Linked DNA regions of Homo sapiens: region 2 is linked to region 1. The links are chromatin contacts, found by Hi-C in ENCODE. All regions are on one chromosome and are shown on one strand. The core of a region is the stretch at or near the end of the contact, and the rest is flanking DNA. Distances in the headings are between cores, read along the strand shown. Region 1 overlaps MS4A15 (membrane spanning 4-domains A15). Region 2 holds the start of VWCE (von Willebrand factor C and EGF domains).

Region 1 (4,345 bases), core at 346-2,845:
CCACCCCCACCCCCACGTCCACTAAACCTGAGCTGAGCCTGTGTGGAAGGCAGTTGGCTGGGAGCGCGCTCTGCCTCCAGACCCCTCCCTCTGCACTCTGGGAAGCAATAAGAAGAGACAGCGCTAGGAAGGGTGTCCCATCCATGTCAGGGGGCCCAAAGAAGTCTTTGGGCTGGGCATGGTGACTCACACCCATAACCCCAGCACTTTGAAAAATGAGATGGGAGGATCTCTTGAGCCCTGGAGTTTGAGACAAGCCTGGGCAACATAAAAAGATCCTATCGCTACAAAAAAAAATGTATTTTTAATTAGCCATGTGTGATGGTACGTGCCTGTACTCCTAGCTAGTTGGGAGGCTGAGGCAGGAGGATCGCTTGAGCCCAGGAGGTTGAGGCTGCAGTGAGCTATGATCACACCACTGCCCTTCAGCCTGGGTGACAGAGGAAGGCTGTCTCTAAAACCAAAACAAAACCAAAGACGTCTTCGCAGGTCAGTGAAGACAGGACTGCTCTCCCCGTGGCACTGGGTGCACCAGCACCCACAGGGCCACTGCTCTGTGCAGCCCCACAGGCAGCCTTGCAGAATAGAAGGCCCAGGCTCAGGGCATGGGGGCAGTGCTGCACCCAGAGGAGTGAGACTTTTTGGAGTTCCCAGGCCACATGGGAGACAGGGGCATCAGGGAGGGCAGCATGATAGAGATGGAAATTAAGCTTTGATTTCCAAAAAAAATGGAGGACAGTGATGACAGAAAGGGGCTGGAGGGAGTGTTCAAGGCAGGGGAACCAGTTGGAGCAAAGGCTGCCTCGGGCAGGCAAATGCAGGCCACAGGGTGGGGTGCCCTTGGCAGGTGCACGATGGGATGCATTGAGGGTGAGGGGATTGAAGGTCTGAGCAGGGGAGTGAGCTGGTTGAGGGAAATCAGTCAAGAGGATTTGTCCAGTGCCGGAAGGTGGAGAGGGTGGACAAGCGGGGCTCGAGGCCAGGAAGCTGCAAGGAGGCTGGTGCCACGGTGCAGGCAAGAGAGAGCGAAGTCCTGAACCAGGCCAGGGCAGTCGGGAGAGAAAGAACAGCAGAGCCGGACGTGGTGGCTCATGCCTGTAACCCCGGCACTTTGGGAGGCCGAGGCGGGCAGATCATCTGAGGTCAGGAGTTCAAGACCAGCCTGGCCAACATGATGAAACCCCGTCTCTACTAAAAATACAAAAAATTACCTGGGCATGGTGGCAGGCGCCTATAATCCCAGCTACTCGGGAGGCTGAGGCAGGAGAATAGCTTGAACCCAAGAGGCGGAGGTTGCAGTGAGCCGAGATCACGCCATTGCACTCCAGCCTGGGCAACAAGAGCAAAACTCTGTCTCAAAAAAAAAAAGAAAAGAAAAAAAAGAACAGCAGAACGTTAGCGCCTGGAGAAATGGGACTTTTGTCTGTTTTGTTCACTGCTGTACTCCCAATGCCTGGATCATAGCTGGCCCCAGTAAATGTTGTTTGAAATATTGGTTGCACGGAGAGCCCTGAGCATGCGATTCAGACTTGCGGAATTCAGTACCAGGGCGCTGTTCTCAGATTACCCACAAGGGGGCACTATTGAACCACTACCCTGAAGCTCCAGCGTCCTCCAGGACGCTCAGTGCTGTTTTCTTTGCAGCCTGTGATCTTCCTGCCAAACGCCTTCAGCGCAGACTTCAACATCCCCAGCCCGGCAGCCTCTGCGCCCCCTGCCTATGACAATGTGGCATATGCCCAAGGAGTCGTCTGAGTAGCAGATGTGGCACCTGCGGGTGGAGTCCAGCCTTTTCCCTCTGGGCCCAGCCTCTCCCCACCCCCACCTTGTTCATCAGGGGCCAGCCCCATCCCAGCTGCCCTCCCTCACCACATCTACACATACTCCGGCATCTGAGTGAAGTGTCCCCAGGGACATCTCTCCCACACTTTCCCCAGTGCTTTCTTTCTAAAAGACACCGGGCTGACGTCAGGGGTGTGTGTCCTTCAGCTCCCTGAGCCCTGTCACCCTTCCAGGACACCCACCTTGTGCATCTAAGCATTTCTCTGCTCATTGGGGAAATCCTGGCCTCATTGGAGACTCAGGTTCGAGGCCTGCCCTGACCCTCGGGCCTCGGGAAGGTCAGAGAGCCCGGAATCCTCCAGAATGGAAGAGTCTGACTCTGGCATTCCACAGAGGTGCCGATACCAGGCCAAGGCCTCACAGCAGGGTAGTGGCCTGGCCGCAGGTCTCCTGGCCCCAAGATCAGCTCTGTCCTTTGTCATCTGTTGCCACATCCATGGAACTCAGGTTTCCTATTTGGAAACTAGAGTGTTGAACCAGATAAGGTTCATCAGGCCCTTCCAGCTCCCCAGGCTCCCTGAAGTCCTGGGTCTAGGCCAGGCATTGTCCCCCTGCTTCCTGGAAACCCTCATTTTCCTTGTCTGTAATATGAAGTCAGCATTGGCCCCGCCCCCCACCCCCTACCATCTCCCAATGGAGGGGAGGTTGCAGGGGAGAGCTGCCGCCAGCCCACTCCTGAGGCACCACCACAGTCAGCATCGACAGGGGCACAGCAGTGGCAGTTTGGGACCTCCCTGTGCCTCTCAGCACTCCCTTCCCCACCCCCATAGCCCAAGGACAAGGCTACCACAGAAGGTTACCACAGGACCTGGGCTTCGTCTCCAGGGGACAAGGAGACACTGTCAGCCTGGTGTTCACCAGGCCTGGTAGATGAGATGGCTTGTCTCATCCACACCACAGAAGGAAATAAACCATGTGGCTTAAATTTTGAGCTGGTCTTGTTGCAATGACTTTTTCTTTTTAACCTCAGGGGCTTCCAAGGGTCATCCCATGTTTATCAGAGGACCTGGGTAACTATCCCACTGTCACAAAAGGGCACCTCTGGGTGCCTCGCTCTGTGTGGTGTAATCCTTACACTTACTCTGTCCCCATCTCGGTTCAAACAAACATGCCTTCATATCCCCACTCCACAACTAAGGACACTGAAGCTTAAAGGTGTTAAATTATATGCCCAAGGCCACCGAGCTAGTTAGGAGCAAAACTGGGATCCAAACCTAGTTCCATGTGACGTCAGAGTCCGTGTTCTCACCACTTGGTCTCCCCTTAGTACAAACCTAAGTGCTTCCCACCAACCCCTTTTCCTCCTTCCTTCTGTTTCTTCATCCCCAAAACTAAGGCAGGGCTGCATTCCTCAACACACTCACTTCTTCTTCACCCAACAAACTCCCCCTCCTCCTTTAAGGCCCTATTTAAACGTTGCCCCTTCTGTGAAGTCTTCCCAAAGGAAGGGTGGTCCACGTGGTAGCTAAGTGCCGTGACCACAACACTGGAATGAGGGTGGGGCAAGGGAGGTGCCATTCAAGGGGACATTCACTCTCAGGATCATGCCAGTGCAGAGTTGGTGTAAGGGGTACAACAAGCTTTGGCTTTTACAATCAAGAAAGGAGACTCGAGGATTTAGAGCTTTCAGTTTAAGATCATTAAGTATAGAGTTGGAGGAAATGTACTTGAAGATTTAGGACCAGTTTTCTTGCCATATAAAGGAGACTAGAGACATTTCAGAACTGAGGGGAGGAGTTGGGGGAGAGAGAGGGAGAAAAAGAGAGAGGTTAGCCCCAAGCTGGGATTGCTTCCCTCTCTCCTCTGCTGACCAAATCCCTCAGGAAGTGTGTAGGCCAAAAACCACAGGTCCATTAAGAGGAATTAGAGACTACAAGGTCACTAGAGATGTCCCATATTCAGACAGCATGGAGCCACAACATAAAGATGGCTGGGGACTGTGCCTGGTGACACAATAGTCCTGCATTCCCATGTAGTGTATCAGTCCAAGCGTGAGAAAGCTCTCTGTGTTTCCTGAGCTGGCCAGTGGCCAGATGTGCAATGTGGATTACGTGAGACTATAACTTTATAACAAATATGAGCAGCAAATAAGAGTGGGGACAGTGGCCACCACTGAGAGAACAGCAAGGACAAACTATACCTCAGCAGAGGCTAGCAAGGACAGATGAGGGCTAAGGGCTTATGGACTGGAAGTCATTGGAAGTGACTGAGTTATCCTCAATTGGCAAAATTAAGTTTTCTACCACTACTGAGAGTAAATGGGAGGTAGAGATATAATTTCTGTGAAAAAGAACGCTGAGAACTACAAAATGTTACTAAGAGAAATTAACAAAGATCTAAGTCAATGAAATGATATCCTATGTTCATGAACTGAGAAGCTCAAGTTTGTTAAAATGGCATTGATTTTCAAAATTTATCTATAAATTCAATATGATTCCATTCAAAATTTTAGCAGTTTATTTTGGGGAAATTGACAAGTCAATTCTAAAATTCATATGGAAAT
Region 2 (4,430 bases), core at 1,484-3,983, 520 kb after region 1:
CCAAAACTGGAGGCAGTAGGGGTCTGTTCAAGCAGGAATGAGGTCCAGAAAGGGCAGGAAGCCAGATGCATCCAACTGGTGCTGGGTGCTGAGTAAGGCGTGACCATACAGCCATAAACAAACTACTGCCCCCACCTTCAAGGAAAGTAGGGCAGACCAGGAGCTAGGTGATAACAGCATAGAGTGACAAATGCCACAGTGGGACAGACTGTGGAGCCCTGAGGAGGGTCAGGGGGGGTTCCTGGAAGGGCAGCATCTAGGCTGAGGTGAGAGAGAAAACTTTGGGAGGCCAAGGCAGGCAGATAACTTGAGGTCAGGAGTTTGAGACCAGCCTGGCCAACATGGCAAAACCCTGTCTCCACTAAAAAAAAAATACAGGCCGGGCGCGGTGGCTCACGCTTGTAATCCCAGCACTTTGGGAGGCCAAGGCGGGCGGATCACCCGAGGTCAGGAGTTTGAGACCAGCCTGACCAACATGGAGAAACCCCGACTCTACTAAAAATGCAAAATTAGCCGGGCATGGTGGCGCATGCCTGTAATCCCAGCTACTTGGGAGGGTGAGGTAGGAGAATTGCTTGAACCTGGGAGGCGGAGGTTGCGGTGAGCTGAGATCACGCCACTGCACTCCAGCCTGGGCAACAAGAGCAAAACTCCATCTCAAAAAAAAAAAAAAAAAAAAAAAAAATTAGCCAGGTGTGGTGGCATGTGCCTGTTGTCCCAGCTGCTCGAGAGGCTGAGGCATGAGAATCGCTTGAACCCAGAAGGCAGAGGCTGCAGTGAGCCGAGATCGCACCACTGCACTCCAGCCTGGGTGACAGAATAAGATTCTGTCTCAAAAAAAAAAAAAAAAAAAGTAGGGCAGCCAGCAAAAGAAGAGGAAGGGAGAGGGTGTTCTAGCAGGGGAAACAGCACAACTGCAGGCCTGGAGGGGGACAGAGAGGACAACTGCAACCAGCTCCAGTCATGGACTGGACAGAGGGTGATGAAATCCAGCCTGGTTTGAGCTTCCAACCCCACCGCAACAGAAAAGGGACAAGAAACCCCTTCCCAATGGTGTTCCACCAATGTTCAGAGCGGAGGGAAGATGATTCTGCGAGGCAGGCACTTTGTAAAGCACCCACTCTGCGCTGGGCACTGGGGACATGGGACAAGGCAAACTTAGCGTGTTCTTGGGGAGAAAAATCTGTGCCAAAATGTGACAAGTATTCCGGAAAGGGAAGCTCAGGGTGCAATGGCAGCACACAAAAGTCTGAGGAAAGCTGTCCCTGGGGCCTTTTTCCCTCTCTGAGGTCATCACAGAAGAAAGGGGGGGCCCTCCTGCTGGCGGGAGCTGGCAGTGAAGTCTCATCCACCCCCTTGCTGGAGTGATTATGGCAGCAGCCTGAGAAGGAGGGGACCGGGCGAATGAGCGGAGCCTTGGGACTCTCAGAAACGGACAGGCAGTGCCACCAAGGCGGCAGATAAAAGGGTGCCCAGGGAGGCTGATGGAGTCGAACTCTCAGGTGGGCAGGGACCGAGCACCCGCCAGAGCGCCCTAAGGAGCCTCCTAGGGCTGGTGACAGAGGGACAGGTGGTGGGAGCCTGTGGAACGCCGGGGAGTCGGGGCAGGTTCTGAGCAGGAACTGGCGGTGGCTGTGGAACACACGTGTGAGCTACAAGCCTGGCCGGGCCGCCCCCGCTGCGCGCCCCCCGGAGGACGTGGCCGCGGGCCAGGCCGCCTGCTGACACAGTGTTCCCTAGCTCCGAGCATCACGCACACACGCGCACGGCCCCACCGCGGCCCGGGGGAAAGCACGTGCGGAGGGCGGCATCCATCGCGAAAGACAGCGGAGGGGCATGCACCCCACCCCCACGCGCGCACACGCACGGACAGAAAACGAAAAGTGACCCAGAGACCCCGGCTGTTCCAAGGTCCATGAAGTTCGTAGGGCCAAGACCCAGGGAAAGCCCCGCGCGGCAGGGGAGGCCAGGCGCTGCCCGGGCAGAGCCACGGGCACGCTGGGGGGTGAGCCAGCCAGTCCGGAGACCAGATGGCACGTCCTGGGCTCCCCTCTCCAGAGGTCCGCGCTCCAGGGCACATTAGGAGTCACCCAACGCCTGGACCTCCGATCTCCCAGGTCCCAGTCTGGACAGCCCCAGCCAGGGGGGCACGATGAGCACCCGCCTAGAGGCACAAGTTGCTGACTCTTTGTGCCGTCCCCGAGCTGTGCCCGCGCTGATAGCACCCCAGAGGAAGCCCCGACACGCGGCTGCCTGCGGCTCCTGAGCGCCCCTCCGCGCCTCTCGACTGCACGCCGGTAGCGCTCTCCCGGGCGGGGGAGCGGGGAGGAGCTCCGGGCGCTTACCTCTCGGCCGCGAAGTGCCCGGGCGGCTTCCTCCCGGTGTAGCCTCGGGCTGGTGCCCCCGGCAGCAGGAGCGCGACACAGGCGGCCCGAAGGAGCAGTCCGGCCCACATGACCGGCGGCGGCGGGTCCCCCGGGCTGGGCTCGGCTCCTGCGCCGCGCGCGGGAGAGGGGGCTGCCGGCCCTCGCCCCTCCTCCTGGCGCCGTGGGGAGCGAACCAGCGATCCCCGAAATGGCACGCAGAGCTGAGCAGGGGGGCTTGGGACGCCGAGAGGAGGGGCCGAGGGCCGCGAGGGGACGCGGCGGACGATTGTGGGGAGGGTCTCTGGCACCTCGAAGCGAAACACACAAAGGCAACGCCGCCCGCCTGCTGATGCCTCTCCGAGAGGCGCGGAGCCCGGGGCGGGGGCAAAGATCAGGGACCCCTGGGGGCGGGGTTTCGCCCTCGGCCCACACCCCCTGCCCCGGTTTGGGAGTCGGCTTCCTGCGAAGCGCTGACTGAAGGCGTCAGACCGAGGCCCCGGGAGGAAACAGACTTCGGGAACAAGGCTAGCACCAGAGGCTGCGCGCCCCGGGCATGGCCCCTGTCGGTGGGACCCGAGACGCCTTGTTGTGACGAGGTGGGAACCGTGGAAATTCGAACCCACGACGCCAGGTCGCTGTGCCGCTGAGCAGTTCTAGGCCTGCCCCCAGCCTGCCAGAAGGTCTGCACCCTAACGCCGGAGTGCGTTGATCTGTGGGTCCAACCGCTCCCTGGCCTGGGGCCCTAGCCACTTTTGAAGCCCCGGGCTCCTCTGGGCACCCAGGGGGCAGATGGCCGGCCTCCCGACTGCTGGTGGCAAGACCAGGAAGCAGCTGGCGCCGTTGGCAGTGGAGAGGCAGCAGCAGATCTGGAAGGCTCCTCTTTGCCCCTTCTGCAGCTGCCCCAGGCCGTGGTCAGAGACTGGGGGGCTGCCTAGGGATTTAGGCAAAGAAGGGGTGCGGAAATCAAAATCATCCCGCTGGGAGAAAGCTGAAAGGATAACTGATTTTACCTTCTGCTCCATGCAGTAATCTTTCCCTTAGCCACCCACAATTAGTCAAGATTTTGCTTAAATACTTCCAGGGGTAAGAAACTCACTATCTGTTAAGAAGCGGCCCAATCCAGTTTTGAACCACATTTGTTTTAAAGTGTCTTCACTTCCCAGTTGAACAATCCCTGTTCCTTTGGCCTTCCTGCTACCTCTGCCTTTACTGAGGTGCTTAACATTGGTGGCCACAAATGGACATGGCGTACCAGCGGTGGCCTGGACTCGTGCCTCCTTCCTGCAGACACCATACTTTTACTAATGCACCCTAATATTACGTTTTTGGCAACCCCATGATGTTAATTATGACACATTGAGTTTGCAGTAAAGAAAAACCACAGGTGGCCGGGCGCGGTGGCTCACACCTGTAATCCCAGCACTTTGGGAGGCTGAGGTGGGCGGATCACCTGAGGTCAGGAGTTCCAGAACCAGCCTAGCCAATATGGTGACGCCCCATCTCTACTAAAAATACAAAAATTAGCTGGGCATGGTGGCGGGCGCCTGTATTCCCAGCTACTCAGGTTGAGGCAGGAGAATCACTTGAACCCAGGAGGCAGAGGTTGCAGTGAGCCAAGATTGCACCATTGCACTCCAGCCTGGGCGACAGAGCAAGGCTCCATCTCAAAAAAAAAAAAGAACGAAAAAAAGCAGGCATTTTTTGTTGTGCTTTTATGTTATTTAAACACAAGCTGCCAAGTGGTCTCCCTACCTGAAGCTGTGTGGCCCCATTTTTTTTTTTTTTTTTTTAGATGGAGTCTTTCTCTGTCGCCCAGGCTGGAATGCAGTGGCACGATTTCGGCTCACTGCAACCTCCATCTCCCGGGTTCAAGCAATTCCCCTTCCTCAGCCTCCCGAGTAGCTGGGACTACAGGCGCACATCACCATGCCCAGGTAATTTTTGTATTTTTAGTAGGGACGGGGTTTCACCATGTTGACCAGGCTGGTCTTGAACTCCTGACCTCAAATGATCCACCCACGTCAGCCTCCCAAAGTGCTGGGATTACAGGCGTGAGCCACCGCA

What was found. Hi-C counts contacts between places; a loop is a spot of excess contacts on that map. Pooled maps may share reads with other maps.
Region 2: a map of chondrocyte shows a loop between it and region 1 (2.6-fold over the local background). The contact joins the promoter of VWCE here to the enhancer-like site in region 1. A Hi-C loop is called at or near these places in 1 of 168 maps with a recorded cell type or tissue (chondrocyte) and 8 of 50 pooled maps.

The regions. Positions count from the first base shown.
Region 1 is chr11:60,773,961-60,778,305 of GRCh38, forward strand. MS4A15 (membrane spanning 4-domains A15) reads left to right here. Exons shown (of 7, transcript NM_001098835.2): 7 at 1,645-2,773. The coding sequence ends at 1,755. Among named protein-coding and RNA genes, the nearest start is that of MS4A10, 9.2 kb to the right of the region's middle. RefSeq lists enhancers at 480-1,111, 1,112-1,741, 1,742-2,371 and a silencer at 1,478-1,597. Within about 2 kb of position 1,596, at least 2 of the 41 ENCODE cell types and tissues checked have a DNase peak (open chromatin) inside an H3K27ac peak, as active enhancers do.
Region 2 is chr11:61,292,583-61,297,012 of GRCh38, forward strand. VWCE (von Willebrand factor C and EGF domains) reads right to left here and starts at 2,734. Exons shown (of 20, transcript NM_152718.2): 1 at 2,346-2,734. The coding sequence starts at 2,455. RefSeq lists silencers at 1,554-1,813, 2,254-2,563, 2,744-2,813 and an enhancer at 1,785-2,487.